Regions from separate parts of the Homo sapiens genome. Here region 2 is linked to region 1. The links are chromatin loops, found by intact Hi-C in ENCODE. Cell type or tissue: endothelial cell of umbilical vein. All regions are shown on one strand. Each heading gives the region's core, and the rest is flanking DNA. Links, peaks and the distances in the headings are about the cores only.

Region 1 (6,432 bases), core at 692-5,691:
ACACAACATATGTAGCACCATTGATGGTCTTATCACAGGCGTATCTTCATTTTTTCTCCCCTAACTATGGCCGTCTTTAGGCCCTGAGGTTTTAAAACATGTGGGGGAACAGGTTGATGCTGGCATGTGTTCCATGCTCTTTCACTCATCATGTTTCAAGTAACTAACAGCTGTTTCCATGGTTCCGCGTGCTGGTTTCATCTTCTTTCTTAAACCTCTCTCAGCTCATCCGCCAGCTGCCTATCCTGGGGAAGACAGCCAACCTTCTTGTCCCGTGGCAGCACTGGGTCAGAGTCACTCTTGGAATGCAGGTGGAATTAGTCAGGAGAGGGGTTCCTGCCTAGGGAGGGTAGATGAGGGGCCAGTGGCTCTACAGCTCTTACTTCTTAAATGTCACCTCTGCTGCCATGCTCGGCAGATTCCATTAACTTATTTCTCAGTGGTGGCCCTAGCCTCCAATCCTTCAATCCATACTGCAGGGGGCTCACAGATTGACAAAAGGTGAATACTGACAAGCATGCAGTGGTTACTTATTGACTCACTGTTGTTTATTTTCTGCTTTTTCAAGAGGGCCCATCGGAGAAGCTTGGAAGGAGAGGCAGCTGCCACCCTACTGGTAGTGCTCTATCCCTCCATCGTTCTGTTGGTTAGCTCTTCCCTCTGTTCCTACACGGCGCTCTGCCCCAGCTACTGCTGCTAGCCTACATTTCTAGACTACCCAGGATTCATCTACTGCAACTTTAAGTGAAACAACATAGAACTAAACCAATGTTGTTTTTTTTTTTTCTCATCAACATTATAATGAAACAATGTTGAAAGAAATGATATGATTCTAGGGCCTGCAGTACATTTTGCTTAAAGTCGCAGTTTCTAAGAACATATTGGAGAAGTTAAGTGAGAATTTCTGCGCTTGTACATTCTTCTTCTCATGTGTCCACACAGAGAAAGGAGGTAGGATGAGGATTCTTAACTGCCACTTTATAGAAAGGAACCCTGGGCTCAAAAAAGTCAACTGGCATAAGATCATACCATGAGTTAGTGGCAGAAGCAAAACTAAAACCTAGGTTTTTCAAGTCCAGTAGGGTTATAGAGGCTTAAGTCTGAGAAGGAGGACCCTAACGCTTACAACTTTTGAGCAATGTCATTTAACTTAGGCCCAGCTTGCTCCTCCTTGGTCTGATAATGTTGCTAAGAGAAGGCTTCTGGAGTAGTTGAAAGGACATGGCCTCAGAGTCAGGGAGGTGTTGATTGGAGTCCTGCCTCTAACCCAGACTATCTATATGACTTTGAGCCCATTTTTTAACCTCTGAACTTGGGGTTTTTTGTTTGTTTGTTTGTTTTTGTTTTTGGCACAGCAGAGAATTACAGCAGTAACACATCTGTTTTCCGGCAAGCTATGAAGATTAGGACTAATATGTAAAGAGAGTGGCACATGTTAGGAATTTGATATATGCTAGAATTTTTTTTTTTTCTTTTTTTTGAGATGGAGTCTTGCTCTGTCTCCCAGACTGGAGTTCAGCGGCTCAATCTCGGCTCACTGTAACCGCTGCCTCCCAAGTTCAAGCGATTCTCCTGCCTCAGCCTCCTGCGTAGCTGGGATTACAGGTACCTGCCATCATGCCCAGCTAATTTTTGTAGAGATGTGGTTTCACCATGTTTGCCAGGCTGGTCTTGAACTCCTGACCTCAGGTGATCCGCCTGCCTTGGCCTCCCAAAGTGCTGGGATTACAGGCGTGAGCCACCACGCCCGATCATATGCTAGACTTTTACCTCAATTCAGCTGACATCTGTTTATTTCCTGCCATGTTCAAGGACCTGTGTTGGGTGTGGTACAGCCTCAGGGCTGGCAAGCCTTGGGTGTGGCACACCACCTGTGATAATCAGCCTCTTCATCCTTTCTGGTCCTCTATCTCTCCACTTGATCTGAACATATCAATGGGTGTCTGGGCATAAGCTTCCTCAGATGAGAGTTGGGTCAGGCCAGTGCACTCACATCTTTTTCACATTTTTCTGCAATGGGCACAGTTTCCAGAGTGAATATCTGGACACATTCTATAAAGTAGTCTCTCAAAAAAACCACACAAATACTTGCAGCATTGCTCTGGATTTCTCATTGAAATGGATGAATCCGTGATGCATGAAAAGGCTGTCAGGCAGGCTGAGGAAGGCTGAATGCTGGTATAAAGCTGGGCATCTGTTACTCCACACCCCAATGTGCAGTCTGTTCTCCTGGGTGAAGCAAGGCTTGACTAGACAAGCAGTACCATTGTAAAGTCCTGACAATAGACAAGCAAGAAGACTTGGCTGTGATGAAGAAATCTTCACCCCCTTTGAGTTTTAAAGGAAGGGAAGCTGGGGTCCAAGGCCTGCCTTATTAGAGAGAGACAAATCACCCAAACCAATCTTTATTATGAATGCCGAGCTATTGAATTTCCTCTGCTCTGTAAAGCCTATTGATTTTGTGACAGTCAAAGATAAGTTATGCCCATGAAAGTTGTTTTTTTCTTCCTTTTCCTTCACAACATATTTTTTCAGACATATTGGCATTGGGGATTTAAGTATAACTGTTATTGGTTTCTTTCTATTTAAATGTAGGTCAGTGCTCAAGCGAAACTAAGAACCATTTTTACTGTGACTTCCAATGCAAAATAAATGAGGCAAGAATCTCCAGACCTGGGGTCACTCTGTTATGTTATTTCAATCTCCAGCAGGAATGCTCCAGGCATCTCAGGCATTTCAGGAATTCTGACATTAGCAATGATCCACTTATTCACTCTTTGTCCTCTCTCTACCACACCACTCTCCGCTTATTGACCTGTATTCCCTTCCCACCAAGCCATACCATAAGATCAGTCAACCAAGGTGTCGAAAGGCAACACTTGAAAGAAGCACTTGCTGCCATCTAAAATGTCTGCAGTGTGAGTATGCATGAGTATATTCTGTATCAATAAAACATTTCTTACACTCTAGATGTGTCTTTTTAAATGAGCAAATTTCATTTCCACACTTCACAAAGATAGTGGCTCCTCTCTTGATAATTTATTCAGAATTCTATAATATTATAAAAATACTTTGGCAACGCATACACAAGCATGTAAAAGCAAAGCATCATGGCTCACACTACTGACTTTTAAAGAAAATTGTCACAAATATATTCCAGATGGCAATAGCATTTATGATGGCTCAGGTACCATTTTAAATCACAAAGCTTATAAGTTACTTTAAAAATATTTCTGAATGTGCAAGTGTCAAATAAACACAAACGAAAGTCCTCTTATATATGCAGTGGACTTTAAGCCCTGATTAATACTCACCAATGTATTCACTCATGCATTCATTCATTGAGCACATGGATATTGAATACCAACTATGTTCCAGGCATAAAATAAGAACATTGTGGATTAATCTCTCTTTTCAAAATTATAATGAGCTTGATTTTACAATTTACTGGCTAGAAAACCTGCATTCAGATTAACCAGAGAAACATGGAGGCAAGAACTGTCGTCACATTCTCTTTTCCCCCATTCTCCTACTTCCCTTAGAGGGAAGACCTTCTGTTTCAGTGGAGTAGACGGCTAGGGAAGATACTTTGGTAGAGCTCATGAAAGCAGTGCTCTCTGTGACTATTCCTCCCCATCAATATGCATAGAATGGGTTTTCCCAAGTCAACTTACCAAAAACTTTTTATTTTTTTTTTCAAATAAGAAGCATATCGGCCGGGTGTGGTGGCTGACACCTATATCCTAGCACTTTGGGAGGCTAAAGTGGTCAGCTCATTTGAGGTCAGGAGTTTGAGACCATCCTAGCCAACATGGTGAAACCCCATCTCTACTAAAATACAAAAATTAACTGGGCATGGTGGCAGGCGCCTGTCATCTCAGCTACTGGTGAGGCTGAGGCAGGAGAATCACTTGAACCCAGGAGGCAGAGGTTGCAGTGAGCCGAAATCATGCCACTGCACTCCAGCCTGGATGGCAGAGCGAGACTCTCTCTCAAATAAATAAATAAATACAGAAAAATAAGAAGCGTCTCATGAGGAAAAAAGGTAAAGTGTCATTCCAGCTGGCAGCCACACATCTATTTCCAAGAAAGTATAAAATCCACTTGACATTTGACCATGAATGAGAAAGAAGGGCTTTTGCCCCCTTCACAAGAATTAAATCCTTTTTTATGCTTACAGATTAATTGAAGTACACACACTTGGTAGTAGAGGTGTCAGAAAGTTCTGCATACTCAAATTTACTTATTTTAGACATTAGACCCCAGGGTCAAATGGTCATAAGAAACATTATCTGAGGCTAGACGTTATTTTCAGGAATCCTCTTTCAAAATGTATACCTTCTGATGGGAACACTGATAATGTGGAGATTTTATGCTTTACAGGAGAGAGGAACATTCTGTGACTTGGGCATTGGTCAGGAGGGCAAGCACAAGGAAGGAACTGCAACAAGGAGCTATGTGTAGCCAGCTTCTGGGGCAGATAGCAGGGCCTCTGATGAATTACAAAATAAATAAAAGAAGGACGAAAGGTCATAAAAAGAAAACTTTCTTTACAATTTTGTTTAAGACTCACTCTAATCATTACCTCATCCTACCATATCCTTCCAAAGGGTGGTATTATAAAAGAAGATGTCTAAGAAAATTGTTTCTAATGTTCAGACTCATTAAACTTAATTAATTTCATATTTTTACTCTGCAGGGAAATGATTCCCACAATTCTACTTTGTGCATAATTTATCTCTGGTTGTCTTAGATTTTTTTAAATCTCAGACTTGGTGATTCTCTAACAAAAGTGTTGGGAAAAGAATATGGATTTGAGACTCAGACAGGTTAGGTTTAAGTCTCTCATTCGATACTTGCCAGTCCTTGGGCAAATTAGCTAACCTTTCAAAGTCTTCATTCATTTGCCGATAAAGCCAGGTATACCTCTTATTTCTAAATGCTATTGTAGTGAAGAGAAATTTTAGAAAGAAGGGGAGTGGGTGGGAGATTGACAGAGATTGGACTATAGCTTCCAACAATATCCCCTAACACTTGGTTAGGATAAAACTTACCAGCCCATTGTCATGTGACTTATCCATGCTGACCCTAACATCCTCATTCCATTGCCTTCTGGCCTGGCTTGGCCATGCAACTTGCTTTAAACAGTAGAATATGAGTGGAAGTTATAGTTCTGAGAAGAGACTTTTATAGGTAGCATGGCATTCTGCTCATTCCTCTTGAGATTCTCCCCTCCACCATAAAAAGCACACCCTAGTTAGTTCTCCCAAAATTAGAAGACATGTGGAGTCTCTCCAAGCCTAGCTGAGTCCAGCAGAGCCTTGCAGAGTCAGGGCCAACCTCAGACTCCAGAGCAAGACACATATGGTTTGTTGTTAAAAACAACTGAGATTTTGGTGTTGCTTACCACTAGAACCAAAGTGGACTAATAAAGTGTTCAAGAAGTGTTTTTACATATCCTTTCTGCTTATAGAGTTTTGTGCAAATTAAATGAGATAATGTAAATACAGTCCTAAATCAGTGACTGACACGTGGTTGGTTGCCATCCCTTCTTTCCACATTCTCTGCTTATGTTTTTCTTAGTTTCATAATTTATCGTGTTTTTATTTGGGATCCAAATATTAACTAGATGGAGCAGTTACTCAGATTTTCAGCTGTTAACTAGATGGAGCAGTTACTCAGATTTTCAGTCATCATCATGATTTCTCTATCTGAGCCCATAACTGGATCAACTCTGCTCCCTGACCTTCATCTTTATGAAGACCCTGATGCTGGTGTAGAGGCTTCAGCATTACATCAGGGGTTAAATGGTAGTGCTCTTACCCCAAATTCTTTTTATTTTTTAACTTTTATTTTATGTTCAAGGATACATGTGCAGGTTTGATACATAGGTAAATGTGTGTCATGGGGGTTGTCGTACAGATTATTTCATCACTCAGGTATTAAGCCTAGTATCCATTAGTTATTTTTTTCTGATCCCCTCTCTCTTCTCGCCCTCCACCCTCCAAAAGGCCCCAGTGTGTGTTGCTCCCTTCTGTGTGTCCATGTGTTCTCATCATTTAGCTCCCACTTATAAGTGAGAACATGTGGTATTTGGTTTTCTATTCCTGCATTAGTTTGCTAAAGATAATGACTTCCAGCTCCATCCATGTCCCTGCAAAGGACATGATCTCATTCTTTTTTATGGCTGCATAGTATTGTATGGTGTATCTGTGCCACATTTTCCTTATCCAGTCTATCATTGATGGGCATTTGGGTTGATTCCATGTCTTTGCTATTGTGAATAGTGCTGCAATGAACATATGTGTGCATGTATTTTTATAATACAGTGATTTATATTCTTTTGGGTATATACCCAGTAATGAGATTGGTGGGTCAAATGTGTTTCTGTCTTTAGGTATTTGAGGGATCACCACCTGTATTCCACAATGG
Region 2 (6,432 bases), core at 758-5,757, 53 kb before region 1:
CACAGAGATTTACTGAAAATGTCTGTAACTCATTCTCGTCATCAAATAGTAAAGGAAATAAAAGTACTTTCCAAATCCTTCGTGTTGAGTAACTTCGGAGCATAATGTCTAAGTCAGGCTTGCAAGAAACTCATTTCTCAACAATCACTGGCACAGAAAAATAAAAAAATAAATAAAAAGCTGAGGTTTTGCTGACCTTGGCAGTATTTTATATGCTGTACAGTAATGTTCCTCTCTGGTCAATTGTTCTTTCCTAGCAGCTTTAATTTGTTGAAGCAAAAGAAAAACGTTTGTCTTCAGCCTTGGGCATGGATGCCTTCGTTTTCTCTGACTTCTTGCCTTAGCAAACATTTCTTCTAAGCATTCTGTGAACATTCCTTTCTATTGATTAATGATCATGGTTAATGCCTTTTTAAATACTAAAAGGTGGTTTTCAAACTCTGAGTAAGACTTACACTGTGTCTCTCTCATTTTAATCTTTTACAGGAATAGTTTCTTAGAAGATTCTAGTCTTGCAGGGAGTCTGTCTTGAGTACAAACTTAGAAATAACTCAGGGAGTTATTTTTATTAGAAAGAATTTTTTTAAATGACCTCATCTTCTAACTCTCCTGAAACTCTTAAAGCTGCTTATCCTTTTTCTACTGGGTTATTTTGACACCAGCATTCTGTTTTAACCTCAAAGTTTTTATTTTTATCATTTTTCTATTCACCAAATATTTATTGAGTGCCTACTACATGCCTGTCACTTTTCTGAGTTTGGCTCATAATCATGAATTAAATACAGTCTCTCACATGGGGAATTTATAATGTAGTAGTGGGAGACAGTCACTACCAAACTATAGTACACCAGAACTGGTTGTCATTTCCATTGACATAAACTGAATCAAAGAAAGTGAGTAGGCACTAAATATTCCAATACATAGCCAGGCACATTAATGCAATAGCCGCATATGTTACACCACATACGGAAGATGATCAATTGCTAGTGAGAGGACGCTCCCTTCGTTCTTTATGTCTCCCAGAGGCAGTTGGTAACTTATTTACAACTTTAGGTTCCTCTCAGCTCTGGGAACATAGTTCTTGCCTCTTACCACTTGTTCATATACTTGGCTACATAAATTCCCTTTCTGTTTTCTCCTTTCCTGAACATAATCTCCATGAATATGACTCTTTCTACAAAACTACAGCATATAAATAAATAGACTCAAGCAACATAAAGTATTGTGGTGGGCTGCATAATGACTCCCCAAGCATGTCCACCTCCTAATCCCAGAAACTGTGAATGTTTCCTTGTATAGCAAAAAGGACTTTGCAGTTGTGATCAAATTAAAGATCTTGTGATGGAAAGATTATTCTGGATTATCCAGAGAGGGCCCATGTAGTCACAGACCTTTATAACAATTATGTAGGAGGAATCAGAGTCAGACAGTGGCAATGTGATGACAGAGATGACAGAGGGTCAGGCAGAAGGATGGAGAGAGATTTGAAGATGCTATGCTGCTGGATTTTTTTTTTTTTGGCAGAGTCTCACTCTCTGTCACTCAGGCTGGAGTGCAGTAATATGATCATAGCTCACTGCAGCCTTGAACTCCTGAGCTCAAGTGACCCTCCTGCCTCAGCCTTCTGAACAGCTGAGACTACAGGTCTATGTTACCATACCTGGCTAATTTTTAATTTTTTTTTTTTTTTTTTTTGGTGGAGATGGAGTCTTGCTATGTTATCCAGGCTAGTCTCAAACTCCTGGTCTCCACCTCTCAAAGTGCTGGGATTACAGGTATGAGCCACCATGCCTGGCTTATGCTGCTGTCTTTGAAGACAGAAAAAGGGGGCCATGAGCCAAAGGATACAGTTGGCCTCTGGAAGCTGGAACGGTCAAGGAAAGGAATTCTCCCCCAGGGCCTCCAGAAGAGTTGCAGCCCTGTGGACCTACTTTAGATTTCTGACCTCAAGAACTGTAAGATTATTAATTTATATTGTTTTAATCCACTACATTTGTGATAATTTGTTACAGGAACAATAGGAAACTAATACAGGTACACTAACAAAACTATTTTCTTCCTTCACCCCTTGCTTTTGGCTTCTTTAGATGATGAGGCAATGGTTTTTACTCATGGAGCTGCTACCACAGACCCTGGGCACTCCCTTCACACATGGCCTCCCTGCCGCACCTGAGTAGATCAGAAATCACTCTCTTTTCACTTAGTGCCCTCAAAGCTCCTGGACAATCACCTCATCCTGTTGGCCTTTTATGAGAACATTCATAGTAAATATTCCCTCTAATATCTGCCTCCTGAGCACCTTTGAGATAGATGATAATTATGGTCCTGGTCCTGCAAGGCATAGAATATTGGAGGGAAAAAGAGTCAGTGTTCTGGGATAAAATAAATCTGTGAAAGTTTTCATCCAATATTTACTATGGGCATGACTGTGATAATTACTGTGTGGAATTTGGAGAAGTCAAAGACCTAGCTCCAGATTCAGCTAAGGTAGATGACGTTTACCCTGGCCTTGCATAAATGTTTCAAGTATATTGAGGTGGTGACTGATCATGGGGAGAATGGACAATCAGAGGAAAAAATATATATTGTGGGCTAAAGCAGTTTTAGATGTTTTCTTAGAAGTGTAGACATTTTATAGAAAAAAGAGATATCAAAATTAACTATTCAGGAGTTTCTTAACCTCTTGTTTTTAAAAGTTGGTTTCCTTTAAAAAACTTAATGACAGCTATAAACCCTTTGTTCCTTAAAAATGCAAAAATACATATGACTCAGATAGCCATAACATTTTACACACAATTTCAGGAAGTTCACAGACTTCCCTTGATATTCATTCATGAACCTATAGTACCCAGATCAAATATTTCTGTGTCAAACTTCTCTATTTTACAAAGAAGAATATGGAAGTTTAGTTACATTCAGGGACTTGCCCAGGGTGGCTAAGCTAATGGCAGAGACTAAAAACAGGCCTTCAGATTCTCAATCTCTGTTCTCCCTGACCCTGGCCAACGAGGAGGCTATTGCTTGCAGAGGCCCAATCAAATGTGTATTTGCCATTTGATGGGATTAGAATGTGTGGTTTCCTCCAAATCCAGATATGGTACTGCTGGCAAGTGCAGTGGAGTTTTTCTGAGAGTAGAAAATAATACAATGGAAATAGTTGTTTGGGTGATGCCTTTTGCTTTTGCAGACCCAGTCATTTACTTAGTCAACAAATACTCTCTGAGTATTTTCTATGTCTCAGATGCTGTGTTCTGTGCTGGGCATACAGAGAGATGAATTAGACCCTGTCCTTGTTCTATAGATGCCTGTCTAGGGTGAGAAAGACAAATACAAATAAAATCACAATTCAGAGTGATAAGAAATGTTGGGGGAGTATAAATAGACAGTCCTCTCCTCCGTCATTATTGTTGTTGCTCTTCTCTGCTCATGTCCTAAATATCAAAGACTGATTCTTAGAAGGATTAAAGAACAAATAAGATGAGATCAGATTGCACTTAGTTGATTTTTTTCCCTCTGTAATTCTATGGAGGATAATTAATAGTCCAATTCTGCTGATGAAAAAAATGTGTTTCTTTATCCTCCAAATGCAAGCTCGCATTCTGCCTGGGATTCAAAGGGAGAAGGTTCAGGTGTTCTCCTAATGCCATGTGCAGAAGCAGGCGGGTATTACTTTTCACAATCAGTAATAAAAGGAGTAACATGTTTTCTCAATAAAGACATCAAGCCTATAGTGTGAGCGTGTATTGGTGAGGAAGGAAGGAGATACACACACACACACACACATATGTATGTATCTATATGATAGGACCAATTAACCTCAAGAGCATAATAGCAGTAACACCTGCTATTCTAAGGAACAGAATCCTAAGGAACAGAGCTGTCCAAAGGAACAGAATTCAGAAATTCAAATCAAAATAATCAATTCAGTAATGAGGGACAATGTGAATGACATCTTTCTTCATGTTTCATACCCAGCCATTTTTCTATGGAAGGCTTTCCTAGTGCTCACCCCAGGATCTGTTAAACCCACTTCAGGCAGTAGCTAGTCATCCTTTTTGCAGCTTTAGATAGAAGTTGGTGGGAAATCCCTTTAATGCTGACTTAATTATAGATAAATGGGTACCTGGAAAAAAAGGAATAGGTTGCTTAGACTCTTAAAGAGACATTTAGATTTGTTGAAGTCAGTCTTCCAGCTGCATAGGTCTGGATGTCGTTGACAAACAAAGTCCTAAAATGAAGCTGTCAGCCAAGAGAAATCAAAATCTGTCAGTTGTTCCTTTCATATCATGGCCACTTCTGTCATTCTCTGAGGCCCTTCCAAAGTGGGAAGAAAATAGCTTTCTGGCTAGAATGTTGCAACACCTTCCTTGCCATCTCTTGACATCACTCGAGAGAAAAATTGGGTTGCATTTCCAGTTCCCTAATGAGACAAAACAGATTGAGGAAAGGCAGAGGAATTATGTCAGTTTGGGAAAGACACAGGCAGAACAGTAAATGATAAGTTTTTTTGTTGTTGTTTTGTTTTTGTTTGCTTGTTTGTTTGTTTTGATGGAGTCTCACTCTATTGCCAAGCTGGAGTGCAGTGGCGCAATCTCAGCTCACTGCAACCTCCGCCTCCCGGGTTCAAGTGATCCTCCTGCCTCAGCCTCCCAAATAGCTGGGACTACAGGTGCCCGCCACCATGCCCAGCTAATTTTTTGTATTTTTAGTAGAGATGGGGTTTCACTATGTTGGCTAGGATGGTCTTGATCTCTTGACGTTGTTATCTGCCTGCCTGGGCCTCCCAAAGTATTGGGATTACAGGTGTGAGCCATTACACCTGGCCATAAGTCGTAAGTTTTTAAACAGTAGACCCTAGATGGTTCTAGTTTTTGTATGTGTTATTCCCTTAAGTGCTGCCCACAATTAGATACTGATAAAATCTTTTTGATGATAATTTAAATATGGTTTTGTTTAAATTAATCAAAAAACCTAGAATCATCAATGGGGCTTATATTAGTCAGTGTTCTCTTAGAGGGACAGAACTAATAGGATATATATGTGTGTGTGTGTGTGTGTGTGTATACATATATATAAAATATATATATGGGAGTTTATTAAGTATTAACTTACACGATCACACACAATAGGCTTTCTGCAAAGCTGAGGAGCAAGGAGAACCAGTCCGAGTCCCAAAACTGAAGAACTTGGAGTCCGATGTTCAAGGGCAGGAAGCATCCAGCACAGGAGAAAGATGCAGGCTGGGAGGCTAGGCCCATCTCTCTCCTTTCCACGTTTTTCTGCCTGCTTTATAATCGCTGGCAGCTGATTAGATTGTGCCTCTCAGATTAAGGGTGGATTTGCCTTCCCCAGCCCATTGTCTCAAATGTTAATCTCTTTTGGCAACCCCCACAAAGACGCACTCAGGATCAATACTTTGTATCCTTCAATCCAACCAAGTTGATACTCAGTATTAACCATCACAGGGCTATTCCCTGGAAAATTGAGACAGGAGAAAATATCATGTCAATTCATTTGTATTGCTGTTATTTACTGTTTAAGTTAGAGAAAAGGTCTTGATAAGAGAAGAAGGGATGAAAGGAATACAACCGCTGCTATTTTTCCAAATTAAACAACAAAAATTGACTTAAAATTGTGGCTTCCCATTACTCTTATAATCATGCTCAAACCTATTCGCATGGCTTATAAGGTTCAGGCCTAGCTGCTCCTTGTTCACCAGCCGAGCCTCATCTCTTACCACATTCATCCTTTCCCTCCCTCTCCTTGTGATCTTTGCTCCAGCCTTTAAAATGTTTCTTTAAATTCTCCTAAATCTGTAGCATTCATGGTCCATGGAACACTACTCCCTCCAAGTGGAACCTACAAATGAATCATAATCTGATCTCAAACCTTATAGGCAATTGATAAGGAAATCATTTATACTACAAATAATATGGTTTGGCTCCTTGTCCCCACCCAAATCTCACCTTGAATTGTAGTGCCCATATTCCCCATGTGTCAAGGGAGGGATCAGTAAGAGGTAATTTAATCATGGGGGTGGTTATCCTCATGCTGTTCTTGTGATAGTGAGTGAATTATCTCAATATCAGATGGTTTTAGAAGGGGCTTTTCCCCCTTTTGCTTTGCACTTTTTCTTCCTGCTGCCATGTGAAGAAGGCTGTTTGCTTCCCCTTCCACTGTGATTACAAGTTTCCTGAGGCCTCCCTATCCCTTAGGAACTGTGAGTCAATTAAAACTCTTTCCTTTATACATTACCCAGGCTCAGGCAGTTCTTCATAGCAGCATGAGAACAGACTAATACAATACACAAGGTAAAAGTATTTTCCCTCCCAAATAAAACAGTAAAGTATTAATGTTTACTATTCTACGTTCCTTAGCTTGCATGAAAATTAATAAAGCAAAGACAAAGTAGGGCCCAGCCACTGTGTTCTC

What was found. A loop is a pair of places that touch in the nucleus more often than their neighbours do. Peaks named below come from ENCODE experiments on the same cell type or tissue, not always from the same donor. Only the 100,000 strongest peaks of a DNase experiment are listed, where the experiment ranks them.
Region 2: a loop joins it to region 1, with 5 times the contacts of the local background. A loop is called at or near these places in 6 of 110 quality-filtered maps.

The regions. Positions count from the first base shown.
Region 1 is chr2:150,407,371-150,413,802 of GRCh38, reverse strand. No RefSeq gene overlaps it. Among named protein-coding and RNA genes, the nearest start is that of RND3, 77 kb to the left of the region's middle. RefSeq lists an enhancer at 2,156-3,045. In endothelial cell of umbilical vein, for the core only: no CTCF peak of the experiment used is centred there; DNase peaks (open chromatin) are centred at 2,732 and 4,362; H3K27ac peaks cover 3,781 bases.
Region 2 is chr2:150,460,883-150,467,314 of GRCh38, reverse strand. No RefSeq gene overlaps it. Among named protein-coding and RNA genes, the nearest start is that of RND3, 24 kb to the left of the region's middle. In endothelial cell of umbilical vein, for the core only: no CTCF peak of the experiment used is centred there; DNase peaks (open chromatin) are centred at 1,114 and 2,914; H3K27ac peaks cover 3,134 bases.